Regions from separate parts of the Mus musculus genome. Here region 2 is linked to region 1. Evidence: chromatin loops called from intact Hi-C (ENCODE). Cell type or tissue: heart. All regions are shown on one strand. Links, peaks and the distances in the headings refer to the core of each region. The heading gives the core; the rest is flanking DNA. Region 1 holds the start of Psme4 (proteasome (prosome, macropain) activator subunit 4). Region 2 has its middle 17 kb from the start of Gm8098.

Evidence for each region. Hi-C counts contacts between places; a loop is a spot of excess contacts. Peaks named below come from ENCODE experiments on the same cell type or tissue, not always from the same donor. Only the 100,000 strongest peaks of a DNase experiment are listed, where the experiment ranks them.
Region 2: a loop joins it to region 1, with 2.0 times the contacts of the local background. A loop is called at or near these places in 5 of 42 quality-filtered maps.

Annotation. Positions count from the first base shown.
Region 1 is chr11:30,768,087-30,776,574 of GRCm38, forward strand. It overlaps Psme4 (proteasome (prosome, macropain) activator subunit 4), which reads left to right and starts at 3,689. Exons shown (of 47, transcript NM_134013.3): 1 at 3,689-4,138. The coding sequence starts at 3,897. In heart, for the core only: no CTCF peak of the experiment used is centred there; DNase peaks (open chromatin) are centred at 3,625 and 4,225; H3K4me3 peaks cover 2,983 bases; H3K27ac peaks cover 2,499 bases.
Region 2 is chr11:30,246,208-30,254,695 of GRCm38, forward strand. It overlaps a transcript of Sptbn1 not described here. Among named protein-coding and RNA genes, the nearest start is that of Gm8098, 17 kb to the right of the region's middle. In heart, for the core only: a CTCF peak has its summit at 3,429; no DNase peak of the experiment used is centred there; H3K27ac peaks cover 1,932 bases.

The sequences.
Region 1 (8,488 bases), core at 224-8,223:
TGTGTGTGTTCATATATTCATGCACGGTTATGAGTATGGTTTTATGTCACAAACTAGGAAGGAAGTCATGACATAGAGAAAAGAGGGTTTACAGAGGCAGAGAAAGGCAACAGAGCACATGTGACTTGAAAGCAGAAAGGGGGATGGGTCCTAGAAGGGCAAAGGTATTGAAAAGAGGTAAAATAGTAACATACATTTTGTTTGAAAAATGCATCAATTAAACCTAATATTTTGTGTGCATAAATGTCTTCCCTATACAAGTTTGGAAACCTAAGTTGGATCCCTGGAATCCACGTAAAGGTAAAAGGATAGAACCAACTCCCCAAAAGCTGTTTCTCACTTCTACATGAACACCATGACATAGATATTCACAGCATATGTGTAAGAGAGTAAGGAACAAGAAAGAAAATCTACCTGGGCTACCAAGGTCAGCCTGGTCAACTTGAAGGCTGCTTTATAGACAGTAAAAAGGTCTGGAGATATAGACCAGTAGCTGGGTGGTGGAGCACTTTACCTCACTCAGTCCTCAGTATCATACACACAAGGAAACAACAAAGCACCTACTGTCAGAACACAGTCCAAGAACGGAGTAATTAAGAATTCTGAGTGCTTGTGAGAAAACTCCAAGAAGTCAAGACAAAAGTCTGTGACCTCAGTTTCTTAAAAACAGAATTGTTCTTGAAATGTGTTTTCATGTTCCTCTGAGGTGTAGTGGATAGGAGTGAGTTTACTTCACCTGTTCTTACTCATGTCCCCTATGGGAAAAAAAATCATGGTTTTGTCATATGTGGCTTGTTGTTGTGATTCCTCTTAACATTCAAGGTATAAACTGTCTAATGCTCTGAATAAACTTGGCTAGTGCACAAGACTTTAGTCTGCCTCATTTTTAGACCTCCTACCTTCTTATTGCTGTTTGTATTTTTTTAAGACAGGATCTCACTCCTGCTGGCCCAGGAGTATGCAGTCCACACTGGCCATGTTTTTTATGGCTCAGCTATTCCATTGTGGTTCACCTTCTCCCTCCTGTATATGCTTCTTATTCCATGGAGGCTCCTTTCTGCTTCTCCTCCTTCCTTTTCCTCTTGGTCCCAAGCCCAGAAAACCTAAACCCCACCTACATCTCTTCTCCCCAGTTATTGGTTGCTGGCATCTTTATTTACCAATCAGAATTAACTCGGGGCAGGGACCCTCAGTGTCTTACCTACAGACTAACTTGTCTTTGGGGCAAACAGTTTTAGAGGGCCCAAATTAACATAAAAATACAAACAACATTAGACCAACTACAAATAATCAATCCCTGTAAGTCATTCACAGCATGAGCACATAGAAAGAAACGAATGTAATATAAAACATTTTAATGTGAAATTTTCTTACATGTGGTACATACCAGAAATTGCAGGGTTGCCCAAGGTTCAAGGCCAGTTTGGTTTACATAGTATTATAGTCCACGAGTCACCTCACAAACTACACAAATACAGATTTTAGTCAGACAGGCATAGTTTATTGATCATTCAACCCAGGAATGATTGATCAGGGTCATAGACCAGACTTAGAAGAGCCAAGATCCTACAGAGCTCTTCCTTTTTTTCTTTCTCCCCATCCCCTTTGTTATTTTTTTTTTAAATTGGATATTTTATTTATTTAAATTTCAAATGTTATCTCCTTTCCAGGTTTCCCCTCTGGAAACCCCTTATCCCATTTTTCTTCCCCCTGCTTCTATGAGGGTGTTCTCCTACCCATCTACCCACCCACCTACAGAGCTTTTAAGCTTTTAAACCCGCCAAGTTAGTTTACCAATCAGTATTTAGGGATAGGGGATTTCCTTGGCAACATATCTTTGCTGTCCATTTATCCAGCTCCTATTGGTTGAGGTATTCAGCTGTGATAGAGGACTTGCCTTGCTTAACTTCAACACTCACGTCTTAACTTGCCAACCAGGATGCTAGTTACCCATGTACATGTCTCTTTCTGCCAAGTAGGATGTCAGTTCCCTGGGCCGTCTTGGGAAGTTAAACTTTACTCAATCTCTACTCAAAATGGAAGTCTTATTCCAAATAGCTTCTTTTATTGGTGTAGGCCTCTCTTTTATGTTGGGGTCTATTCCAGGGGCAGCTTATAAAAGCAAAAACCATAAAAGGTCATACACAGGTGCAAGAAGTGCTGTCTGGTGGTTGGTTCCAGTCCAAGGTTATTGCTGCTAACTATACAAAGCAGTTCTAACTGACTTATATTGTGGTTGGTTTCCAAGAACACCAAAACACAGAATGCCCCATCAACTCGGGCATGAGAAAGTTTCCTTATAATATTAGTAACAGCACAAAATGGGTGGCTAGACACAGGTCTTAACACATAGCAGTTTCATAATAGCCATGGCTACAGAGTAAAATCCAGTCTCAAAACAAAAACAAAAACAAAAAAACTAAAACAAAACAAAAAACCACAAACAAAAAAACAAAACCAAAAACAAAAACTAAAAGAAACAAAAGTAAATTTTATTATGCTGCCCTTAGGCTTATTGTTTTTTAGACATTCTCTTTTGAGATGGTGACTTTTTTTGTAAAATATTTTCTTGAAGATCTAGGGATGGAACTCAGCTTAGGAAAGAGGCCAACCACTAGTAGAACTCATAGACCAGCTGGTAATCCTTGTCTGTTTTTTCAGTTAGTTAGTTAGTTTGTTTTGTTTCGTTTTTTTGTTTAGCTCAGGTTGGCTTTAAGCTACAACCCTCCTGCTCTTGAGTTTCCAAATGCTGGGATGACAGGCGCATGTTACAATGTCCTCTCTTAGAAATTTCTTGTTATTTTTAAGATCAATCTCAATTCTCCAGCATTTACTTCTTAGTCTCAATACATGTATTCACTCCCTTCTGGCAAGCAATCTTTAACCAGCCTGAATCTTGAGTTATCAGAAAGCAAGCTTGCAGCCTCAGTCTTTTCTGTCAGCTGATAATTATTTCTTCCTCCTTTCTTTATCGAAATAACATTGCCATCAACCTTACAGATTAATTTAAAAATAACTTCTATGAAGGTGATATGCCTTCATTTAGAATTCCCAGGTATCTCGGTACTTATCCAGTATTTACCAATGCATTATCTTGTAATTTATTAGTTTGTTGCCAGGAAAGGCCTCTACGTCCTTAAGGGCAGAACTAGGCGTTCTTAAACTTTCTATAGGGACCTTAAATGAGAAGATGACACACAAAGTATATTTGTTGAGTAACTTTTTTGGAGGGTGGACGGGGAAATATCAGAAAGGTGGGGGGTAAAAGGACAGAGGAACACAGGGTACTATTGTGTATACAGATTCTTCCATACACGTTTTTTTAAAGATAGTGTCTCCTGTTGCCAGTAGGAAGCAGAGGTTGGCCTAGAACTCTTTGTGCTCATACTGCTTCGCTGTCCACACTCCCGCCCCCGGCTGGGATACAAGCTGCTCTTCCGTAAACTGGCCCAGAAGAGAGGATACTGAGCGTGGAGAGGTAGTCGGATTCCGTGTCTCTGGATCCTGCTGGAGCAGAGTAGGGTCTCTTGTTTCTCGCCGGCAGCCTCGCGTGGCAACCCCAGTCGCTGACACCAAACTCGGCTGACTGCAAGAAAGCAGCCAGGTTACCTCCTCCCCGCCTCCGTGGCCCCGCCCCGGAAGTGACTTGAGGCCGGTCCGGAACCTCCCGGCGCTGCGGCTGCAGCGTCACCAGAAGAGCCGGAGGGGTCCGGGCCGAGCAGCCGCTGCCACCGCCAACGAACCGGGTGCCGCGCGGGGTCCAGCAGCGCGCCGGGCAGCCGGGGCGGGAGGGGGGCCCAGCGGTCGGGCCGAGGGCGAGGCGACGCGGACGAGGCTGAGCCCGCAGCGGGGCGGGGGCCGGGGCCGGGGGTCGGGCCGGGGGCGGCCCCGGGCTAATGGAGGCTCCGGAGCGGGCGGGCGGCGGGGAGCCCCCCGAGCCTGGCGGGCGGCCGGTACTGGGCCCGCGGGCCTTCGTCCCGCAGAAGGAGATCGTGTACAACAAGCTTCTGCCCTATGCCGAGCGGCTGGACGCCGAGTCCGACTTGCAGCTGGCACAGATCAAGAGCAACCTGGGCCGGGCCGTGCAGCTCCAAGAGCTGTGGCCCGGGGGCCTCTTCTGGACGCGGAAACTCTCCACGTAAGTGGGCTGAAGCCGTCGGCGGGCCGGGCTCTTTGTCTGCGCTGCTGGTGCTGCTCAACTCTGTTCTGTCCAGACGGCGCTGACCTGGTGCAGGATTCCAGGGGCGCGGCCGAGTCCGGGGAGACCCAGTCTCCTCGTTGCTTTCCGTGGGACTTCTGGGTCCTGTCGGTCGCCTCTCACGATCAGCGTTCTGGTCCTTTCTCTTGACGTGCCAGGCTCTGGGGAGCCACAGGCGTACCCGGGCATAGGGACGAGCGGCTCCCATTGGTTCTCCCTGGGGTTCTGCGCTTGGAGCTGCGGGATAGAGAGCTTCGGTCTTTGGGGAAGCGACTCCTGTCCTTGCTTCTGTGGTTTTTTTGGGTTTGTTGTTTGTTTTTTGTTTTTGTTGTTGTTTTGTTTTGTTTTTCCTTCCTCGTCGATCCACTTTACACTTCTTACCGTAGGAAGTAGGGACAGTAAGAGGTTGTGTGTGTGTGTGTGTGTGTGTGGTGTGTTTTTCTGTGTTACTATGTTTCTTGGGGGTCTGGGTTGCTGTTCTGGCTTCCTGGATTTAATTGAAACGATTCGTTTCAAATGGACAGTCAGCGCATTCTCGGATTGAGTAGACGTTGAGAATGTTGTCTTAGAATTCTAGGAAAAGTGTATGTTCCTGTTGTGACATTTCCTCGGTCACGACTTCGCTTATTCTAAGGCAAATAGTGAAGAGCGCTGTTAGGTTGATCCCGGGCTTTGTTGGCCAGACTGTGTGGTTTTGAGTTGGTTAGTTCTTTTGTTTTCCGTACGCACTAGCCGCAAATTATAGCGTCATTAGAATTAGAACGGGGGAAAAGTAATGATGGAGCAAAAAGTTTGGAGAGGTCATTTGCTCTATGCGCGCCTTTACTTTGGCAGAACTTATTATATAAGATTTTTGCTGTTTTGTTTGGTACGCTACATATAATTTGGTAAGACTATGTTTATGCATATGGTTACCGATAAGTGATTGCACAGGGCATGTCATTTGTGTTCCCCAGAATCTGCTGAGTGAGCTGGGTGATGACTCAGGGTTTTATAATACAATAGTGGGCTGTATCTCTCTTCGGGATAATTTTTATGTGCTAATTATTGGGGGGCTTCTGACAAGTTTTTTGTACTCTTCAACCGAGTGAAAAGAGCTCTTTTACTTAAAAGATGCAAAACTAAAGCACTTAATTTGTCTTTCTTAGAGTGACCATAAAGTGGTCACGATTAACAGCTCTGTTGAGTGGATTATAAAGAAGTTTATGGTATTAAGGATCCATAAATGTGGAGATCAATGTAATCAAAGAAAACCCTCTTTTTAAAGGATTAAAATTGAGTTACTTTGTGTGTTCTCCTTAGGTGTTTGTGTAACTTGAACACAGTAAAAATGAAGTTTGTTAGTCACTTTGATAGACTTGCCAAGGAATATTGTTTTCAGGGAATATATGCAACTTTTCTTTGGTGTATAATATGTGTATGTATATGCCAATTTGTGAAGACATCCAGCTTGGATTTATAAGCACAGTTAAATGTTTATTTTCCAATATCTGGTTAATGAGTTTGGTAAATTAGCACTAGGCTTTGTTGCTGTTTTGCCTAAAGTACAAGTATTACCAAGAAATAATAATGGAGTTACCATGCTTGATGTGTAGAGCAGTATTGCTGTTTAGATGGCTTAATGGTGGTGGCTCCTGTTTTCTGTAAATAACCTGCAACAAGTGCTGTCATGTAGACTTTAATTTTGGAATAGTGGTTAAATACTGGAAACTAATTCTTGGAATTGCGTTGCCATGTGACACTTTGAATTTGATAGGGCACACTGTGGTCTTGGGTGTGTGTTTTCTTCTCGAAGACGAATTAGGGTGACATGTTTGTGTATAGTTGTGCTCACCCTCCCCAGTTTAAAAGCCTAGTGTTGTGCTTAACATCTATATAATCCTGAAGTAATCATGTTTGCCATGTTCTAGAAGAAATGGAGTAGATTTCATTTTTTCCTCACCAATTCTGAAGATATGAGAAACTTATTTAATCATGTCCTTTTGCTTGCTTGTAAATGAAATGAGAGTGTTTCCTGGGAACTATTTTTGCTCTGATGTTATATCATTTTGCTACTTATTAAATATTTAAAAAGGAGTTATGATACCCTCTCCCTCCCAGTAAGGTTTTAGGTAGGCTTGGCTGGCCTGGAACTATCCGTAGGATGGCCCTACCCATTTGCTCTTCCCGATGATGGAATTACCAGCATGAGACACCATGGCTGGCTGGCTTTTGAGACAGGATCTCTAGTAGCCCTAGAACTGTTCCAAACTTGCTGGTCTTAACTCCCGACCCCTGCCTTAACCTCCCAAATGCTAGCCAGCAGTTAATCATTCAGAAATAGCAAGTTTACCTTTGACTTGCTAATTGGTTCTTTGTGCCAGAACCTCATTTTTGGTTCTCATTTTTTTAAATGCAAAACTTTTTGCCTTACACATTTTCAATATTTTTTACTCTATTATTATTCTTGTTATTGTTATTATTATTATTATTATTATTATTATTTATGTGTAGGGGTAGTCAGAGGACAACTCTAAGGAACAGTTCTCTCCTGCTTGGCTTCCTGGGATCAAAGCCAGGTCTTTAGGGTTGTTGCCAAATTGCTTTTGCCTGAGGATCCATCTTGTTGACTCTGAATATTTTTATTATGGAAAATATCGAACATATAGAAGAGGACAATAACATAATGAACACCACTTACCAGCAATTATCAAGCCATAGTGAGTTGGAAAATTTGTGATTGATTTTACTTCTGAGTTCCCCCTCTATCTCCATTACTTTGTCTAAGGTTTACTATAATCAAACCTTATGGCAGAACACTTTTAAAAGGCTGATATATGTCTTGCTACATGTGCACTTGTGCCATTACATGCTCGAATAAGTTAGATAAATAAAGATTTACCATATGGATTTTAGGGCTTGAAGTCAGGTTATCAGGCTGGGTAGAAAATAACTCACCAGTCTAAAAAGGGTTTATTAATGATTTTTCATACAGCATCTTTTATCCTTTTAGAAATTAGACTCAGTTCAGGGGCAATAAGTATAGCATGGAATTACTTCTGTTTTAAAAATGAAAACACCGAGACAAATAGGTTAAACAATATAGTAGAAGTAGCATTAATCTTTTTCTAATACTTTTTTTTTGTTCTTTTAAAGGATTAAGAAGTGTTTTTGATTTGTGAGACATATCAGTGAAAGATTTCTGCCTTTCAGATGCTCCAACATGCAGTTTCTCTTAGTGTCCCGTTTATTATTGTTGTTGCTGTTGTTCAGGACACACCAGCAAAGGAGTAGCTCTACCAAAAAAATTGGTGAGAAATATGATTTCTAAATGAAGCCTTTTAAATATATATAATTAACTCCTGTATTGAGGCATCAAGAAAGGCAGTCAGTAAACCATAAACAGTGGGATTAGATGGCCTGAAGCCTGAATGTCTCTTTCGACAGGCATACTATCTGTTTTTGCTGCATGATTGTAGAATACCATTGTATCTGAAATGTACACCTAGTTGTGGCCCATGTCCCCACACCCTGTGCCCCACCCCAACACACACACACACACACACACACAGTGCTGGTTCTGAGACTCCAGGTCTCACACACAAACTAAGCAAGTATGTCCTCCCTGAAGTACATTCTGAGTAGTGGTCTTCCTTCCATAGTCTTACAGAGTGTGAGGCACACTACCCAACCGTGAATAAATGAATGAATGAACATTGAGAAGTGCTTTCCAATAAACTCATCTTCAGAAACCATTTTTCCATTTGTCAGCTTTCTGTTAAGTGAGATTCATTTGTAATGACTCTTCTTTTGTTTGTTTTTCTTTCTTAAATTTTTGTTATTTAAATGCATTTTATACATCAAACATATTAATGAGTATTTTGAGAATCAAATAATACATAAAAATTTGTTCAACTTTTATATACATATCCTTTTATATGCTAAAATATCATTAATGATCATTTACTGCTATCCATAACTAAGAAGCCTATATCTAATGTTGAATACTAAATTGTTTTAAAACATAAGATATGTAAAAATATAAGATACATATTTTTAAAAAAATCCTTTAAGGGAGGAAAGATTTATTTTGTCTTACAGTTTCATAGAGATTTCAGGGTTTCGTGGTAGGACAGATAGGAAAACAGGAGCTCACTGTCCTTTTTGTCACTTGTGGATGGCTGCTGCATTTCATGTGGCAATGGACTAGAAGGCAACAAAGTGAATTTTCTTTCTAAGGAAAAAACCTATTATTACCTTTACTGCTGTGAAATGGGTGTGAGACTAGTATTCTACTGTAAACAAGATTTG
Region 2 (8,488 bases), core at 95-8,094, 520 kb before region 1:
CATTATATCAACATAAAACTTAACTAGCCACTTTCCTAATATGGAATGACCTTCATCTCCCTTCAGCCTGGCCTGGAAAGCCAGTCCAGAGTTATCTGTTACTGTCTGTAAGATAAAAGCATCATATGCTGCTTGTGCTTTAACTTTCAGATATAACGGGCTCTCCTCCCCCGCCCCGATGTGCGTGCGTGTGTGTGTGTGTGTGTGTGTGTACACACGCACGCGGGCATGTGCGTTACATGTGTGTGTATATTATACACATACACGTGGGCTGCCAGGGAAGTGCTGGGAATGAACTCGGCTTCCTCTGGAAGAGCAATCAGTGCTTTCAATTGCTCAGCCATTTGTCCATGCCATTCTCTTGGGCTTCTCTTGCCTTTGGTATTGTTTTGGCACAGTTAGTAATGCTTAACCATTAACACTGACTTAATGGCATGGAAGCAGAAGACATGAGCACACTTAGGAGGCTCACCCCATCTATTTAATTTTAAAACGTAACACAAGTGGCCCTAACAAGTCGAGGGACATGCCTATCAGAGCCAGCACTGTAGCAGTCATAGGACACTAACTTTTTTTTATTGGATATTTTCTTTATTTACATTTCAAATGTTAACCCTATTCCTAGTTTCCCCTCCAAAAATCTCATCCCCTATCCCCTCCCCACATCCCCTGCTCACCAACCCACCCACTCCTGCTTCCTGGCCCTGGCATTCTGCTACACTGGGGCATAGAGCCTTCACAGGACCAAGGGCCTCTCCTCCCATTGATGAAGGACATTGACTTGTAGCCCTTACACTGTGTTAGGCTATGAGACTTCAGCTGCCTTGAGCTTTTCTCCTTGATACAATGGCATGGGCAGATTAACATCTACAGGATGATGCCTACCCCTTGAATTTCCACTTCTATGTCTTCCCTACAATTCTTTTTTGACCTTGATCTGCAGCTTGCACTGAGAAAAATGCTAGTCTTCCACAGAACGTCCTAACAGTTAATATTCCAGCTGATCCATAGGACAGTCATGAAGAAACCTCATCCCAAGGTCTTAAAAGTGAGGAAATAACTCTCCATCAACATGCCTACATTAGTCATGCTGATGATGCCAACACCACAGGGTGAAGGTGCCAAAGCAGGAGACCTATGAGTCTGAGGATAGCTTGTGTTACACATAAGTCCCTGAAACAAAAGTCAAACAAGCTGGGCTGGAAAAGTGGCTCCATCAGCAAAGTGCTTGAAGTACAGGCATGAAGGCCTGAATTCAATCCCCAGCACCTCTATAAAGAGTGCAGTGCAGCAGCCTGTGTGCCATTATTACTGTGCGAGGAGAACAGCATGAGGATCCCAGAAGCTGTTCCTTGCCAGTTAGCCTAGCCAGTCAGTGAGCTCCAGGTTCAATATGAGACCCTACCTAAAAAATTAAAGTGGACAGTCTATTAAGAAAGACACCTAAGGTCGACTTCTGGTCTCCAAATGCATACATACACAGACACACAGAGACAGATAGACAGACAGACAGACAGACACATGCACACACACACACAGCAGCAGACACAATTTTTTCACTGAACAAAATTCTACCCCCCCCCTCCCCTGGAAAACATGATTCTGACCAGTTCTGTAGCAAAAAAAAGAGTGTTCTCACGTGTTTCCTTCACTTGTAAACTTTAGCCTAGGTCAGGTAAAACATGTTCTTTAATGCTGGATTTTGTGGAGTGTCACATTTTTCCTGCAATACTAAAATCAACAAAAAGGACAAGACTAGGAACTGTGGCTCTCAAGGTTTCCTCTGCTGCCTTTGAAGATGAGATATTCACACTTCCATGGAAAACGGAAGAAAAAAATTTGGAAGAAAGGTGAGTTAACTGGGAGAGCTAAAGATGTTCTTGTGGTCAAGAAACAGCAATTGCCCACCCTCCGTCTCTACTCTCAAGGGAAAAAAACAAAGCAAAACACCTGAATTCTCAGTCTAGATTGTATATAATTTCTAGCAGATATTGAATTTATGGTTAGAAGGAAAGGGGGGAGGGGTGGCACAAGGTCAAAGGTCTACAGAGTTGGTGATTACTTGGTTTTGCTCAGGCAAATTTACAAATCAGGCAGAACTACTTATAAATATAATTTTATTACGTGAGGTTTATAGCCACATAGTGAAAACTCCCACTGAGATTTCTTATTTATACAAACATAAAATCCAAAACTTCTTGGTGGAGAAATAACTTCTTGACAATTTTAAGTTGTATTCCCAGCTAATCAGCACCCTCATTTTAAAATTTCTAGAAAAGTTGTTACAAAGTCAGAGAGAACAAAAAAAAAAAAAAAAAAAAGAAGAAGCATTTAAATTATGTGTTGGGCTAAGTGTTAAATCCAATTCTCCTAGTATAATCATGGTCGTCATGATTTTGTTTACCTTTTTCCTGACAATGGTAAGTTTAGAACAGAAATACCATCAAATGGGGGGCTATACAGACATAACCAATTATGACTAAGTTTTCATTAACATGGGGACTGGGGAATGGCTCAGTTGGTAAAGTACTTGCCATGCCTGCATGAGGACCTTGAATTCAGATCCCTGACACCCACCTAAGAGGCAGGCATGGACGTTTGCATTTATAATTTCAGGGCTAGGGATCCTTGGGCCTGCTGACCAGCTGGCCTAGCTATATCAGTGAGCTCCGAAAAGAATAAGGAACAGTTTAGGAAGAAACCTAACATCAGCCTCTGGCCTCTACAAGCACATACACACATGTGCATCTGTATCTGCACACACATGAATATGTACTGACCCATATTTGCCTTCCCACAATTTAATAACCCTGTCTAGAGTCTATTTTGTAATAGAACAAATTAGTCTCTTCAAACAGTCAACTGTTCTAACAGCAAAACCAAAGTTTCTTCCCAAGGCAAGTAATATTAAAATATATTTCTAATACTTGTGCTTTATATGAGAAGAGACTATTGTATATATTTTATAAACTTAATGCCTAGGATAGGCTATGGTAAAATAACCAATAATTCCAATGTCAGGTAAGTTTAGGAAACATTGTATGTGACTCTTCCTGTTAAAATGCAACAGTCTCTGTAAAGTCCTTCATTCAAGAAACATTACATTTTATTCAGCCCACACTCACAATTATTTTCTAATGAAATAGCCTTTTTATATATGAGAATGTTAACATACTGAAAAGCTAGTGTTTCAAGGAACGTAATGGGAAATGCTCAGTTACATCGTATTATTGACACATCTTGTTAGCAGTTTCTAAAGCACACATATATCCAGTTTCTTTAGGTTTATTGCTGCCTGCTCTCCTTGAAGGGCTGGGTTCATGCCTTGTTTTGACCAAGTAGTCTAACTTTGTACATCTGTCAGCAAGAGTTGCTGACTGAGAATACAGATAACAGAAACCCTGCCATCCTCTGACAGCCATGTGGCATGAGTAAGAACTGCACTAATGCGGCCTGTCTGTTTCCGACTCTGGTACTGTTTGCTGTTCCATGTCACCACCTTCACAGACATGAGTCTCAATGGACTGGGCATCCATAAAAAGGCATACTAGCAGGATGTGACAACAAAACCACATGTATAGAGAGATATATGGAGGACAAGAAGATAGCAGAAGAGAACCCACTGTGGTTTAGAGAAGACATTGGCATGCTTAACAGCGAATTTTAGAGTGTTCAAGTTTCTTTGCATAGCTTTAGTGGCAGAGAAAAACATTAGGGCGGTGAGGGTAGTGATATCATTAATAAGTACTCATAATGTGCCAGACCCTGGGAAATGATGCATTCAGGCTGTCTTGATACTGTGATGGCCAGTAGATGAAGATCTGGCATCTCTCCCTTTCAAAGCTCTTCTACAGGTTCAAGATCATACTGAATTTCATAATTTGCCTAATACCAAAACAAATGGAAGTCGTATGACTGTGTCCGAATTGTTTCTGCTACACTAACAGTCTAAATTAGCAGAAAAACATAAAGTTTTAAAACCTTTTTGAGTTTCATTACTCTGAAAGTGTCTGTAGGACTGTAAAAGCCCGCCGAATGAAAAGGAAATTAGCTGTCACCAAGTGGAAAGCCTTGAGCTTTGAAGGAGTATGAGCCTCTTACAGTCAACATTCTGTTTGCAAGAGATATGGGCACTTTAAAAGCTTACTTTTCAATCTGTAAAATTACATATTTGTTATAAAATACTAGAACGCAGAGAAAAATAGAGATAAACAAAAATCCCAAGTATTTCTCTCATCCCTTGGTCCCAAGCATCGGATATGTTCTTATTTATTTTCCTTTGTATTTTCTACATAGTTGAGAACATAGTACTTAAACCATTGTATGTTCTGCTTTCCCCTTTGTTTTAAAAAGGTTCTCATTTCTAAACAAGGTCTTAGTCTAAATACTTCTATTAACTTATTTGTCCCAACAACAATCCTATCTGGTCTGTATAAGTCTTACACCATCGTATAAGAAAGGTAATTAATTTAGTTAACTATTGCTGCAATGAAACACCATGACCAAAAGTGACTTGGGATGCTATGGCATATTTTGCCTACTCTTCCATATCCTTGTTTATTATTTAAGCAAATCCAGAAAGGAACCAAAAGAAAGAAGCTGATGCAGAGAGGTCATGGACGGGTGCTGCTTACTGGCTTGCTTCTCACGGTTTGCTCACCTGCTTTCTTATAAAACACAGGATCACCTGCCCAGGGACAGCACAATCCATAATGGGCTGGGCCCTCACCATGAATCATTAATTTAAAAAATGCCTTACAGGCTTGCCTATAACGTGATCTTATGGAGCCAATTTCCTAATTGAGGTTCCCTCCTCTCAGAGGAAATCTAGATTGTGTCAAGTTAACATAAAACCTAGGCAGGATAGTAACCGAGGCAGAAAGGCTTAATGAAGATTACAAAGTTCAGTTGAGTACAGCTGGGAATCCAACATCAGGCAGCATGGCCCAGGGTTAGCACTCTACAGTACTACACTATATAGCGTCTGTGATAGTTTGTCCCCTAATTTACCAACAGCTATTAGCTATTAGCTAGCATTAAAAAATGTTGTAATATACACCTCTCATAGATATCTGAGGCACTACTCTAAGTCGATTACCGTCCCAACGAGTTCCACTTATTTCTAGCTGGCTGATAACAGCTGAAGAAACATAAGAACATCTGACTGGCTTGCATTTCATAAACCAACTTATTGCTCTGCCTCCCCATGGCATGACTTCCATGTGGCCCTCACCTGTCCACGCCACTGCCAACTGCAGATTTCAGTAGCTCCATTTGCTTTCACACTGCACAAAGGGCAAGGAACATTCCAAGCCTGTTCCCTGTGACCCCCAACACAGACAAGCAAATTCCACAGTTTTTACCTCTAGAATATCTTATGCTATTACAGAGCAAGTAGACGAGGGGTATCTTGTAGGGTTGAAGGGAATGCAGGGAGCCGCGGGCCTGAGGTGATCCGATAACAGTATATTCAGTGAATGGAAGTAAGAGATTACAGTTCCCATCACAAATCATTCGCCATCATCCAAGGACACTTTGGACATCATCCAAACCGGAAGGCAAGAATAAGACAAAACACAGCAACAGAAGCGAGGTCATCAGTAAGCTCCATTCACTTTCTAACTGCAACAGTACCAGAGAAAATGCATTTTCCAACTAAAAACAAAGGAGCAAAAACATATGCAAAGCATATGAAGCTATTTGAGCTACTTGTCTCAAACACACAAAGACCAGCACCACCACACACACTCAGCCCCAAATATAGAAGCTGCTTCCATATTCCCATGTTGTAAAAAAATATGCTTATCTATTCTAAAAGTATATCTAAATTCAACTTATTGACCAAAAGGAGTAATAATTAGGAACAATAAATTTCTGTACAAGTCAGTTACATAGGGTGGGAATGCTTTTTAATAAGGAATATTTGGAATATACATAAGATACTGAAAATAACAAAAGCAACAAGATTTAGAGTACTTTAAAGGCACAGAGAAAGCAGCTATATGTAAGAGATTCCAACTCCCTATAAAATTATAATTAAAAATTGTAATTTACCTAGAATCAAATTTCTATTACATGTTTAACTCTACACACACACACACACATACCATCTTATATATTTCAAGGAAATTTAGGAGTTTGCTTTATCTGAAATCCCACAGAGCTCATTTATTGCTTTCACAAGAAGTCCCTGTTCTGATTCTCCCTACATTCACTAAATTTTGCATTTTTAAAAAATATTTTCCATCTTTATTAGCATTTATTAATAGGTTTCATTTTTATAAGCATGTGTCAATAGGTTTCATCATGACATTTCATACATGTACATAATGGACTGTGATCATTTTTTTCTTCTGAAATCATTTCCATCTTGAATTTATTAACAAATGATTTCTTCAGTGAAGTCCAAGGCTCAACTTCATATTGAAGTTGAATAGCGATTATAACATACATCCTAAAATAACCAGAAGTTAATAGGTATTATATGTCACATTTCTTTTTTTGTTGTTTGTAGAATATGATTTTAATATTTTCAACTGTTAATATTCAACAAACAGAATAATTAAGATGTATTTCTTTGTTGTGTTTCCCCTTTCATTTCTGATTTTATTAATTTGGATAATGTCTCTGTGTCCTCTGGTTAGTCTGGCTAAGGGTTTATCTATCTTGTTGATTTTCTCAAAGAACTAGCTCCCGGTTTGGTTGATTCTTTGGATAGTTTTTTGTTGTTGTTGTTTCTACTCGGTTGATTGCAGCCCTGAGTTTGATTATTTCCTGCTGTCTACTCTTCTATAGTGTATTTGCTTCTTTTTGTTCTAGAGCTTTCAGGTGTGCTGTCAATCTTCTAGTGTGAGCTCTCTCCAGTTTCTTTTTGGAAGCACTCAGAGCTATGAGTTTTCCTCTTACTGCTTTCATTGTGTCCCATAAATTTTGGTATGATGTGTCTTCATTTTCATTAAATTCTAAAGTCTTTAATTTCTTTAATTTTTCATTGACCAAGTTATCCTTGAGTAGAGAGTTGCTCAGCTTCCATGTGTATGTGTTCTTTCCCTTGTTTTTGTTGGTATTTAAGACCAGCCTTATTCTGTGGTGATCTGATAGGGTGCATGGGATTATTTCAATCTTCTTGTATTTGTTGAGGCCTGTTTTGTAAGCAATTATACAGTCAATTTTGGAGAAGGTACTGTGAGGTGCTGAGAAGTAGGCATACTCCCTTTGCTTTAGGATGAAATGTTCTATAAATATGTTAGATCCATTTGGTTCATAACTCCTGCTCGTTTCATTGTGTCTCTGTTTAGTTTCTGTTTCCATGATCTGTCTATGCTGAGAGTGGGGTTTTGAAGTCTCCCACTATTATTGTGTGGGGTGCAATTTGTGCTTTGAGTTTTAGTAAAGTTTCTTCTATGATGTGGGTGCCCTTGCATTTGGAGCATAGATGTTCAGAACTGGGAGTTCTTCTTGGTAGATTTTTTTCTTGCTGAGTATAAAGTGTCCTTCCTTATCTTTTTTTGATAACTTTTGGTTAAAAGTTGATTTTATTCGTTATTAGAGTGGCTACTCCAGCTTGTTTCTTGGGACCATTTGCTTGGAAAATTGTTTTCCAACCTTTTACTCTGAGGTAGTGTCTGTCTTTGTCACTGAGGTGGGTTTTCTGTATGCAGCAAGATGTTGGGTCCTGTTTACATATCCAGTCTGTTAGTCGTCTATGTCTTTTTATTGAGGAATAGAGTCCATTGATGTTAAGAGATATTAAGGGAAAGTGATTGTTACTTCCCATTATTTTTGTTGCTAGAGGTGGAATTATATTTGTGTGACTATCTTCTTTTAGGTTTGTTCAAAGATTACTTTCTTGCTTTTTCTAGGGTGTAGTTTCCATCCTTGAGTTGGAGTTTTCCATCTATTATCCCTTGTAGGGCTGGATTTGTGGAAAGATATTGTGTAAATTTGGTTCTGTCATGGAATATCTTGTTTTCTTTGTCTATGGCAATTGAGAGTTTTGCAGGGTATAATAGCCTGGGCTGGCATTTGTGTTCTCTTAGGGTCTATATGACATCTTCCCAGGATCTTCTAGCTTTCATAGTCTCTGGTGAGAAGTCTGGTGTAATTCTGATAGGTCTGCCTTTATATGTTCCCTGACCTTTTTCCCTTACTGCTTTTAATATTCTTTCTTTGTTTTGTGCATTTGGTGTTTTGATTATTATGCGATGGGAAAAATTTCTTTTCTGGTCCAGTCTATTTGGAGTTCTGTAGGTTTCTTGTATGTTCGTGGGCATCTCTTTCTTCAGGTTAGGGAAGTTTACTTCTACAATTTTGTTGAAGATATTTACTGGTCCTTTAAATTGGGAATCTTTGCTCTCTTCTATTACCTATTATCCTGAGGTTTGGTCTTCTCATTGTGTCCTAGATTTCCTGGATGTTTTGGGTTAGGAGCTTTTTGCATTTTCTTTGACTGTTGTGTCAGTGTTTTCTATGGTATTTTCTGCACCTG